2 separate regions of the Homo sapiens genome follow, and region 1 is linked to region 2. A link is a contact called in ENCODE Hi-C or POLR2A ChIA-PET data. All regions are on one chromosome and are shown on one strand. Each heading gives the region's core, a stretch centred on a gene start or an enhancer-like site at or near the end of the contact. The rest is flanking DNA. Distances are from core to core; before and after follow the strand shown. Region 1 overlaps SLC1A2 (solute carrier family 1 member 2). Region 2 has its middle 61 kb from the start of CD44-DT.

Region 1 (5,790 bases), core at 2,742-5,241, 190 kb before region 2:
TAAATGTTAGCAAATGAAACAGGAGGGCTGGGCCCTCCCAGATCACCCCATGCAGGTGCTCACATGCTTACACTTGCAAAGGAAAGCAGAGCGTCCTAACTCCAGGGCTGAAGTGTGTCAGCAGAAGGGAGTTGGCTGAATTTTTTTTTTTTTTTAAAAAGGATGATACATTTGGATTAACTATGTTGATGAAATCATATAATAGAAAACCCCATCCTAGGCTGGAGCTGGGAAGAAAGGAGCAAATGAAGAGCTGTTGTCCAGTTCTGGGGCTCTGATCTCAAATGGAGGGAGGAGTGTGATCAAGGGAAAGAGAGTCTAAGAGGCAGGAGCCCTCAGTCTGAGCTCTGCACTTACTATCTAAAGGACCTTGGGCAAGTGACTTTCTGAGCCTCAGCTACATCATGTGTAAAATGGGGCAATAACATATCAGGTTGGAAGCAAGAGTCTAGGTTCAATGCCTTTGAGTGCCCTTCTAGTTTTAAGACCTAGAGTAGAATTCTGCTGGGGATGAATGTTTGTATACAAATAAGCACGAGCATTCCTTTTAAGAGGAAAAGAAAAAGGAAGGGTAGAGGATCCTGGGAAAATGTGTGTAGCTGTTTGTAGCTAGGTCAGATCTGCTTTGAATTAGTAATGGTGGCACATTCTTTCTCACCAGCAAGAGGAGTTCTGGAAACTAGCTCTTGGTTGTGAGCTCTGTGACTATTGGGTGCTCATTAGTGTGTAAGTGGTGGTGGGGGCTAAGATGAGATGGGGTGCAACTGGCCATTCCCTAGATAAGTAGTCTGTGGAGGAAAAGCAGAGAAAAAGAAAAGGGGGAAACTTCACCTCTTTAGCCAAGGTTTGTAAGCTTTCATAACTCTAGCAATTTTTCAATTTAAAACCAAACAAAGCCTACAGTGACATTTAATGTGTCACAGTGTTTGCCAACTGCTGGAGACCAGCCAGCCTCATTACTGCCCTCTAAGCCCTGGATGGTTTTCAACAGGCAGGCTTAGCTGCTCTGTAAATGTCATGGTGAAAACCAAGATTCTGGAGCCCTGAAAAATGCCGAGTCCCAGAGCACTGGATGGGTGGGACTGTTTAAAACCAGAACCTTCCCCTGGGTCCAGGAAGCCCTTTGCGTCAGGAGCCCTTGGCAGATATTTATAAGAGACCTTGCTGACACCCCAGTGTCTCTGAAGGAGGCAGGATGGAGTGGTAAATGGGAGCCAATACCAGGAAGAGGTAATAAATAACTGTGTCTGGCTACAGGTAGGAAAAGGAAAATCAAAATAAAGTGAAATCCGAGTGGACCTATGGCCTAATTCTCACATAAGACTCTGCTAGTGAGATCTTTTCTGGGCTCACATGTGCTAATTGGGGAATATAGTTGAGACGGCACTTAGAAGGAAGACCTCAAAGAGCCTCCACCCTCCAGGAGGGCTCTGAAGCTCCTCCCAACAGCATTCCTCTCTGGAGAGAATAGAGCATTCATTCTCAAACTCGAGCATGCACCAAAATCTCCCAGAGATATATCTGAGGTGGGGCTGGAGAATTGACATTTCTAGCAAGTTCCCAGGTGATTCTGATGATGCAATCTCCAGGGACTCTCCCTTCCAGAAGCAATGAACTAGAGACGGAGAAGGAAAACAGGAGTTTCTGATTGTGGGTATATGAGCACCTCTACTTTTTTTTGAGTTAACTCTTGACAGTTGATGCATCCTTTCAAAAAAATAGATTGAAAAGATACAGGATGCAAATAGCTAATACTTAGTGAGTGCTCCTTAAGTGTTAGATATTGTTCTAAGCACTTTACATGGGCTCGTTTGAAAGTCACAGCAGATTATGAAGCAACTAATAGTATTATCATTGTTTTACAGTTGAGAAAACAGGTTCAGAGAGAAGTAACTTATCCCAATTTAGTGGATATTAACTGGCTGAATTGGGGTTCAAACCCAGATGATCTAGATATCCTTGGGTGTTCCAAGCATGCTCATCTGAGTTCTGCTGTTTTAAAAATTTGAGACACACACATGCACATGCACACACACACACACACAAACTTAACTAACTGACCCTCCACTCATGGCTGGTGGAAAACAAAACTAATTCCTACGTTAACCTTTTCTTTGAAGATTTTAGGGGCTTATGTCTATCTTAGTCTTTTGCTTTGATTTCCCACTTCCACTGAATTCTCTTTTTTACATCTTATCTCCGGTCTACATCAACCTCCCCATGGAATGTGGCCCCTTTTCCACTAAGTCCTTTCCTCTCTCACCAAAGTTTCTCTGACTTGAGGCAGCATAATTGCAGATCAAGGCGGGATGGGGCAGGGCTATAGTTCTGCGCAGCAAAATCATTTTTTGATATATCACAAAATAAATGCATGTTCATAGCAAAGGGAAGGACAAAGTTCAAAAGAGTAATAAAATGAAAAAGAAGTCGTCTCCCCTTCATCGACTGTTGAATCTCAAGTGTTATTTCACTGTTAATAATTTCAGGTAGCACAGACATAAAATAAAAATGTAATGTTAGGCATCTCCTTTTCTAAAAAATCTTTTAGTATTCCCCACCCCTGGGAATTTCCCCTTGGGACTCCTTGTTCTCCATCTTTGAATATTTCCCCAGCTCTCTGGACACCCCTCTCCTTTTCATCTGTAAAGTAATCTGAGCTCTCTGTGCCTCTCTCCTCATCCTGCTAGATCATGGCCTGCATCCTGACTTTTTACCACGAAAATATCTAACCAGATGTTTTACTAAACAAAAACCAATTGTGTCTCTAGAGCTAATCTGCTTTCAAGTCTTAAATTCACAATCCATCCTGGTCCTGCCCCTTCCACATACCAGCCTCCCCATTCTCCCCTGCCCAGCCTGTGCCATAAGTAAATGAAACATAGTCTCAGTCCTCAAGGAGCTTATAGTCTAGTAATGGGGTCAAGAAATCCCAATGGAGCCTCCTAGGTGCAAAAAGAAATGGATAAGGTGTAGGGAGGAATAAAAGAGAAAATGCTCTGATCCCCTTTTCACCTGGACTAAAAATGGTAATATAATGAGAAGCTTCTTCTGGGTCATATAAGCCTTTTATATAAAACAGCCTTGGTGGAGGACCTCTTGGTTGACAAGCACTCAATACATGTTAGCAGTTATTATCTTCTCAACATGCTTGCAGGTGAGTATCCCTCTCCATATGTTACGAATGAGAAAGCTGAGCAGGACAGGCTAAGAAATCTTTAATGCTTGAGCTGGGAGTGTCATCCAGGCTGGTATCCGGACTTCACGCTCTTAGCCAATGCTTACGTGGATCTCCTTTTCTTCCCTAACCCCATGTGACTTTAGCCCTTGAATGCCCAGAGCTGTGCCAGCCTTCCTCGGGTTTGGGGCCTCAAGTGACCCCTCTTCCACACCCTGCCCCTAAAGACAGTCCCTTCGCACCATGCATCCTGAGAGGCAGGTGCTATGTTTTGTTTCTATCAATATTAAGTTGAACCATATGAAATTGCCAATATTTGACCTTTTTATATGGAAATAAATGGCAATTTCATATGGTTCAATCCAATGCAAGACACCAGATGAATTGTGGGTGACAGCTCCCTCAGCCCTGTTCTTCTCTGTGAACCAGGAGTTCCAGACGATTTCACATTTCCCTGTTGGAGGATTTAGACTGAGAGATGAAGATGAGAGAGAGTACCTTGGTACTTGTTTTTCTTTCAGTGAACCAGACCCAGTGACTCAGTGTGAAGTAACTCGGTCAAGCCCCTCTCTCATTTTTGGTTCCTGGTGACCTCTAAAGCATAGCCGTGTCATCTGTAGAAAACCCATGAAATGCAAGATCTGCTTTCATCTTCATCCCCTTCTTGCAGTCCTGACACACAGCGTCCAGACCCAAAGATGGTGTCACACACTCTAAAAGTTGTCTTTTACCAAGCCTTAAAGCTCTTGAGGGCAACGCGAAAGACAGGGTTTCCTGAGTGGTGAGGGATGATTGTGAGAGAAAATGAAACTCTGCCTGTGAAGAAACTTTCCACACATGAACCACAAACTCCCATGTCCTGCCTTGGGCCCCAGTTAAACTTCCCCAGAGTTGGTCAGACATTCCCCTGGCAGCCTCAAGGGTGTTCTGCCTTGCAGCATTTTCAGAAAGGAAGACCCATGCAGAGCAGCCATGACCTACCTCCTGGCTGGGCATCCTGGGAATCTTCCCAGAATGCCTTGTGGCAGAGAAACCTGGCATGAGAGGGCTCTGTATTCTAGTTTAATCCAAATTGACAGCTTTCTGTTTAACAGATCCCCTTTAACGTCCTGCCTTCTCACTTAGAAACCTATTTTCATAATCTTACCTTTTACTCCTTCCCTTCTGTATTGATGGAATACAGTCCCTCCACCAAAGGAAATGGCCTTTATCTCCACTCTGGACTTCCATCCTCTCTGATCTCTCTAGGAACCTAACTTCATCAATTATTCCCTCTTCTCTGTATCTTCAGTTACTTCTTCCCCACCAACCTCTTCTCATTTTGATTTAAACATGTTCAAATATTCTACCTCTTAAAACAAAACACAAATTTGATCTCCTTTCCATTTCCATCTGCCATTTCCTCTCCTTCCTTTCTCAATCAATCATCTTGAATAAGCTGATTATACATAATGTCTCCATTTCTTCACTTCACTTTCCATTTTTTACCTATAGTGAGCTGGCTTCTATCACTACCTCTGTATTGAAACTGCTCTTGCCAGGCCAATAGTGACCTCTTTGTTGTTAAAACCAAAAGAATCTTCTTTTTTAAGATGGAGTCTCGCTCTGTTGCCCAGGCTGGAGTGCAGTGGCGCTATCATGGCTCACTGCAACCTTCGTCTCTCAGGCCCAAGCGATTCTCCCACCTCAGCCTCCAGAGCAGCTGGGATTACAGGTGCACGACACCACACCCGGCTAATTTTTTGCATTTTTAGTAGAGATGGGGTTTCACCGTGCTGGCCAGGCTGATCTCAAACACCTGACCTCATGATCCACCCACCTCAGCCTCCCAGAGAAACGTCTTACCCTCATCTCACCTGATCCCTAGATAATAATTAGGGTTGTTTGCCATACCCTTATTTTGAAGCATACTTCCATTTACTTACAAAATGACAAACTCTTCTAGTTTCCTTTAACTTTTGCAGGCTCTTATCTTGCCCATTCATTAAAAGTTGGTTGACCTTAGTGTTCCAGCCTAGACTGTCTGCTTTTTACACTCTGCATTCTCTCCAAGGGTTAATTAAGCACCTCGGTGGCATCCTCAGCCTTCTCTATGGGATGAGTCCTATTATCACCTGCATCACAGATGTGTCTCCTGACCATCAGTCTATATTACCAGCCATCTGTGGGGCATCTGCTCATAACTGAGTCACATGCTTCACCCTCAACGTGTCCAAACCAAAGCCAGAATCTTTCCCGCTCCAACTGACCATGCTCCCTACATATGGTTACATTGTCTACTGGTTGCCCAAACCAGAAACCTGAGAGGAATCTTTGACTCTTTTTTATTCCCTATAACCAATCAGTCTTCAAGTCCTATAATTCTGTCTCCTGAGTCTTGCTCAAATCCATCTTTCTCCAAACCCATCATATCCTCACTAACTGGATTTCACTCTTTCAGGCTTATGATTTTTTAGTTCGTTCTTCACAATGGAACAAACATGATCTTTTCTTTCAATGGCTCTTCATTACACTTGAGATAAAGACTAACTCCTGAACTTGGCTGATAAGGCCATACATGATTTGGTTAATTCTTACTTTCTGCGTCTCTCACTATACTTGTTAGCCATCCTGAA
Region 2 (5,864 bases), core at 1,249-3,748:
TTTAGAGAGGTTGAAGACCAGAGTGCCACAAAAACTTTCTCTTATGTCATCAGGACTTATAGAAACTGGAAATACTTTGGGCGTATTCAGTGTTAATTAATGGTGTCCACACACCCCCTAAAATCATCTTGGTTATCACCAGTAGTTCATTTCCCACTGCTTGGAAAATGTGGTCTAGAGAAAGGCCAAACGTTCACCACACAGAGAGACTATAAGTTTGTCTGCCCATGGAGGTTCCCTTCAGGTGGCTGTTATTCAGATGTGACTTAAGAGACCCTAAGTTTGACCCTCTTAACTGTATAGCTTGGACTAAAATTCAAAATGTAAGCTGTTTTATTCAAATGCAGTGGGGTCACTAATTGATTTACACACTCTCAGCTGTGCGAAAATATGCAGCTTCTTTGTTTTCTGTAACTGATCAAATCTTCCCTGTGCGCCCTTAACCCTGTGGAGAAACGAGGAAAAGACCAGACTTACACAATCAGGGACTCTTGGTCTCTTCCAGCATCCTTAAGTTCCCCAACGTTAGCACCTGTTTCTGTGGTTGGTGGGAGTGGCATTACCATGTGACTATGCATGTGGGAATCAGGTCCTATGCTAGTTCCCCTGAGGTGATCCTGGTTTAGGCCCTCCATTGGCATGCAATGGCATTCATAGCTGTGGAACACTGACAATGTCATTGTCCCTAGAAATCAAAGTCCTTGATCTCAGTGGCTTCCACTTCCCAACCTCAGGCCTCTACATTTTCAGCAATCTCCCTTGAATTTCCCTGACCTTTACCGGGGCCTGTAGAAACATAGGGAAACATCACATTGCTGTCTATGAAGGTTCCTCTGTCTGCTAATGCTGCACTATCTCATTCAAGCCATGTTAGACATGGTGCCAAGACAAATACGAGGCTTCTCCTAGGTGCTTTCAGCCTCCTCCAGGCCATGTGTGGGAAAGTATGTCACTTGCCCAATGTTCTTAGGTTCCTAATACCTTTCTAAATGCTTCTATAGCCCGCCCCCAACAAGGCTTGACCCCAAGGAAGAGTGGAGGCAAGACCCTAATATTTGAAGGTCACACTCTGCCTCTATTTCTTTCTCATTCACAATCTCTCTTGGGCAGGAAGGACTGAACTTAACCTTTTGTCCCCTTCCTTTCTGGTAAGAACTTTCCCCATAAAATTTATTTTCTTTTGTTAAAATGGCACCCATTCTGCCTGCTTCCTTGAAGCCATGATAGTGTGTCAGATGTGCTCTCAGGGAAGTGGCCAAGAAGGCAGAATTAGGAAAGCAAGAGGTTTCTTGGGTGTGTTAGTTCTGGCTGCTGTAACAAAGTATCACAGACTGGGTGGCTGAAACAACAGAAGTTTATTTTTCACAGTTCTGGAGGTGGAAGTCTAAGATCAGGGTGCCAACATGGTTGGGTTATGGTCAGGGCCCTCTTCTGGGTTGCAGATTCCAACTTCTCATTGTATCCTCCCATGGTGGAAAGAGTGAGAGAGCTCTCTGGGGTTCTTTTTTATAAAGGCACTGATCCCATTCACGAGGGCTGTACACTCATGACCTAATTGTCACCCAAAGTCCCCACCTGCTCATACCATCACCTTGGAGGTTAGGATTTCCACATATGAATTTTAGGGGACACAATCATTGAATCAATTGCATTGGGAAATGAAGACAAAATGGGGAGGAAACAGGATTGGACTGCATGAGCCTCAGAGCTCAGTGCAGACCTGACAAAGTTTTGGCTCACTTCATGGGCATTTCGAAAACAAATATTGCTCATTTGAGGAGCCCCATGTTGAAAGAAATGGCCAAGCCATAGCAACCCCTCTGTGCTCAGCCCTTCTCTGGGGGCTGCCCAAGAAGAGGATGGCCTGAGCTTCAAAGATGAGACAATGCTAAGGTGCAAACAGCTGGGGGCTGCAAACTAACTGCACTCCTTGCAGCTGAACAGCAAGTTCTTTCTCAGAGGGAGATCCTCATGGGTGCCTCCAATACTGTCACAGTGGTGGAAAGGTCACTAGAGAATGATTGGTAGGGAAGAATAATGAAAATCCCATCAGTTTAATGTTTTGTAAGTGTTTTTTACATATTGCCCAAGCTTCTAAAGTCATCACTGAGCATAATCTTTGCCCACATCCTCTTCACTGCAGGTGAGGTTTATCCACTGTGACCACAGCATACAGCAAGTTACACAGATTTGACTTCTCTTGAACCTTTCCCAAGAACATCTTCACAGAATATAGTGCTGGGGTGATGCCTGAAAACTGTGAGCGTGGTTCTCACAGAGTCTTCTGCTTTTTATCTCAGAGATTTCCATGAAACCCAAAAATCTCCATTTTAATTTAATGTTTGGAACCAGGAAGTGCCCAGCAGTTAATCTAAACCTGTTTTTACCACGACAGCATTCTGTGTACTGCCCGGGAAATGTCAATGGTTTGTTGATACCAAATTAATGATGCATATCTCTAGCAAAGAAATCTCCAGTGAGTCAGAAACCAATCGTCAAACTGTCCGTCCACCAGGTTTCCTTCCTGTGAGTCACTTTAAGAAGGTTGACTTCTTCTTTCTCTGTTTCCAGCCTTTCTCTGGTTTAATCAATGAGAGTTAAAGCCATATGATAATTCTTGGAAGTATTGACAGATGTGACTGGTCCTCCCTCCTGGACAAGCCTTGAAATGGAAGTGATAGAGAGGAGATAAAAGGAGGTGGGAAAGGAAGTATGTAGACAGAGGGAGAAACAAAAAGGACCAGAGGTCTAGAAATTTCTTACTGCCCCAGAAGTTAAAACATTGTTTTGTTAATCATAATTTATCACAAAGGTGGCCAGTTTCCGGGGAATTGTGTTGCCAGACAAAATGCGGGACTCTCACTGAAATTAGAATTTCAAATAATAAATAATTTTAGTATAATTATGTCCAATGCAATATTTCAGACAAACTTACATTAAATTTTTTTCTTTGTGTATCTGAAATTCAAATTTAACTAGGTGTTCTGTATTTTTATTTGCTAAATCTGACAACCATATCTGGGAGATATTTTAATTTCCATTGCATTCCTTTTGTTGATGAGTGTGATGAGCTACTATATTGAACAGGAAGTAGAGAGGATAGCGCCATCCTCTTATTGTCTAGCAGAAAGATCCAGGTTATTTGGACTTAATAGTTCCTTACTCCCGGGGCAGTCTCTGCCTTCCCAGCCCCACTCAGCACTGAGCATTTCAAACTGACCATTGGCTGAAACCCATCAGCCAATCATTGAAACTGGACTTGCTGTCCTTGCTTTGGAATTGTCTATATCTATTATAAGGTGCGCTTGGATTTCACAAGCCTAATGAGCCTCATTCTTGCCTTAATCCTCCCCATGTTTGTCCAATCAATAGGAGAGATCTTTTGCTTTGGTTTCTGCCTACACCTGGGGTCTTGGACTCTAGACTATTCAGATACGGTCTTGACATCCTGCCTAAACCTTGCCATTTCCTTCTTTTCAGTGGTTTCCCTCAGTCCATGATAAACATATCACTTGGAAACACAATACTGCCTCCAAGCCTCACCATCTTCTAGGACAGAGGTTGCCAAACATTTTCTGCAAAGGGCTAGATAGAGTATATTTTTGGCTTTGCAAACCCTGCAGTATCTGTCACAACTCCTCAATTCTGTCATTGTAACATGTGAACAGACATGTGCTTCTGTACAGCATTATTTATCAACAAGTAAAGCTGTGACAGGTCACGGGCTATGTTTGGCCCAAAGGCCAAAGTTTGTTAACCTCTGTTCTAGAAGAGCCTGGGATCTTGCCTTTCTTGCCAAAAAGTTTCCACTTAGTTATAGATGCTGGCCTATTAGCTCAAGGAGCCACGTATTGTTTACTTAATGTGATGCTGATGGCCTCTCTATGACTCCATCAGAGACCAGTCCTATTTTACAGCCTTGGCACCCTCATCTTGGGCTTGGCAGTTCCAAGCTTTCTTCTCTTCCCTCTACCAGCTTCTGAGGTCCCTGCATGACTTGCTGATGAGCACACTCAATAAGCCAACTTCTACTTGTTTCCACACTATAGCTAGGATCCACTACCCCCTTTATTTCCACAAATGCTACCTTACTTTGAGACTTAGTTGCCAATGCTTTGGACTGACTCTGTCTCATCTTTGTACTTCTACCTGAGAAATCTTCAACTGCTCATCACTGCTGATATGATTTCCTTTGCATAATAAGTCCATGAAACTACCCACCAGTGCTGAGAATGGTTTGCCTTATAATAGCTATGGATTTAAAGAAAAACCCTTCTCTCTCAAATGATTAAAAATACCTTGCAGTAGGACAAAAAACCAAACAATGCATGTTCTCACTCATAGATGGGAATTGAACAATGAGAACACCTGGACACAGGAAGGAGAATATCACACACCAGGGCCTGTTGTGGGGTGGGGGGAGGGGGGAGGGATAGCATTAGGAGATATACCTGATGTAAATGATGAGTTAATGGGTGCAGCACATCAACATGGCACATGTATACATATGTAACAAACCTGCATGTTGTGCACATGTACCCTAGAACTTAAAGTATAATAAAAAAATATATATATATATATATATACTTTGCCGTAACCAGGCAAAGGCAGCTAGTACACGGCTATAGGGATACATGTAAAGCACTTTAGCATGAAGAAAAATCAACATTATGAATTGTATTAATGTTGTTCTTAAAAGTAATTCTATGACCTTAGAACAACATTGCAATGGTGTGAAAATGCAAAGCAGATTTTATAAACAACCAAATATGTGTATGAATACATCCATTTATTCACAAGGGCAGGACTTTGGAACCCAATGAATGAATTTCAAAAATAAAATTTTAAATTAGGAAAAAACAACAATTTTGAAACCAAGTCCACACAAATCTATAAAAATAATGTTGATTGGCTACTGTTCTGGGTCAGTGTGACCACTTTGACTACACATCCTTTTAAGGGATAAATATTTCTCACAAAAGTTAAGTGCAATTGAAGGCTTTGTAAGCCAAATCCTATTTTAAATACAGAGAGCTCATTTTTTAATTTTGGAGATGTCCTTCCCTCATTTTAAAAAATATGTTTTTAATTTATTTTCTTACATTATAACAGATTTTCAATAACCATTATATCTGTAAATTGAAACTCTCTATACCTTCCTAGGAAGAATCTGTTTTGAGTCATCTGAACTCCTTCAAACCAGTCAACTATTACAATTTAATTATGATGAGTTTGGAAAAAATCTAAAACCATCAGATATTTACATTACTGCCATTTTGTGGTTTGATTATAGCTAATTGCATTACACCAGTGCTCCGCAAATACTGGTGAATTGAGGTAAATGGCTATGTAATAATTGTGATCAATGGTCAAAACTTTATTAACACACTTTTTAACAGGTGTATTTGGGATAATCATTATACAATAGACTGCACATATTTAGAGCATACAATCTGATAAATTCTGACATAAGTATAAACCCATGAAACAATCACTACCTTCAAGATAATGAACATATCCATATACCCTAAAAGTTTCCTTATTCCCCTTAGTAATCCCTCCCTCTCATGTCTTCCCATCCGTTCCCTACCCCATCCCCATGTAACCACTGATCTGCTGTCACTATAGATTAGTTTACATTTTCTAGAATTTTATATAACTGGAATCCCACACTATGTACTCTTTCTTGTCTGGCTTCTTTCATTCAGCAAAACTATTTTCTCCATATTAACGTGTGCATCAATCATTCATTCCTTTTTATTGATGAGTAATATTCCAATTTGTTTGATAACTGTTTTAAATACAGTTTGTGCATTCATCTGCTGATGGGCTTTTGGGTTGTTTCCAGTTTGGGGCTATTAGAA

The links. A loop is a pair of places that touch in the nucleus more often than their neighbours do. ChIA-PET counts read pairs that join two places held with the same protein, here RNA polymerase II (POLR2A). Pooled maps may share reads with other maps.
Region 1: a loop to region 2 is called in a pooled map, with 5 times the contacts of the local background. The contact joins two enhancer-like sites. A Hi-C loop is called at or near these places in 1 of 37 single-sample maps with no recorded cell type and 10 of 50 pooled maps. POLR2A ChIA-PET finds 5 or more read pairs at or near these places in 1 of 52 experiments (WTC11).

Annotation. Positions count from the first base shown.
Region 1 is chr11:35,270,817-35,276,606 of GRCh38, reverse strand. All of the region lies in intron 9 of SLC1A2 (solute carrier family 1 member 2), which reads left to right. Among named protein-coding and RNA genes, the nearest start is that of SLC1A2-AS1, 8.1 kb to the left of the region's middle. RefSeq lists an enhancer at 3,812-3,861. Within about 2 kb of position 3,991, at least 5 of the 41 ENCODE cell types and tissues checked have a DNase peak (open chromatin) inside an H3K27ac peak, as active enhancers do.
Region 2 is chr11:35,074,470-35,080,333 of GRCh38, reverse strand. No RefSeq gene overlaps it. Among named protein-coding and RNA genes, the nearest start is that of CD44-DT, 61 kb to the left of the region's middle. RefSeq lists an enhancer at 2,191-2,240. Within about 2 kb of position 2,498, at least 12 of the 41 ENCODE cell types and tissues checked have a DNase peak (open chromatin) inside an H3K27ac peak, as active enhancers do.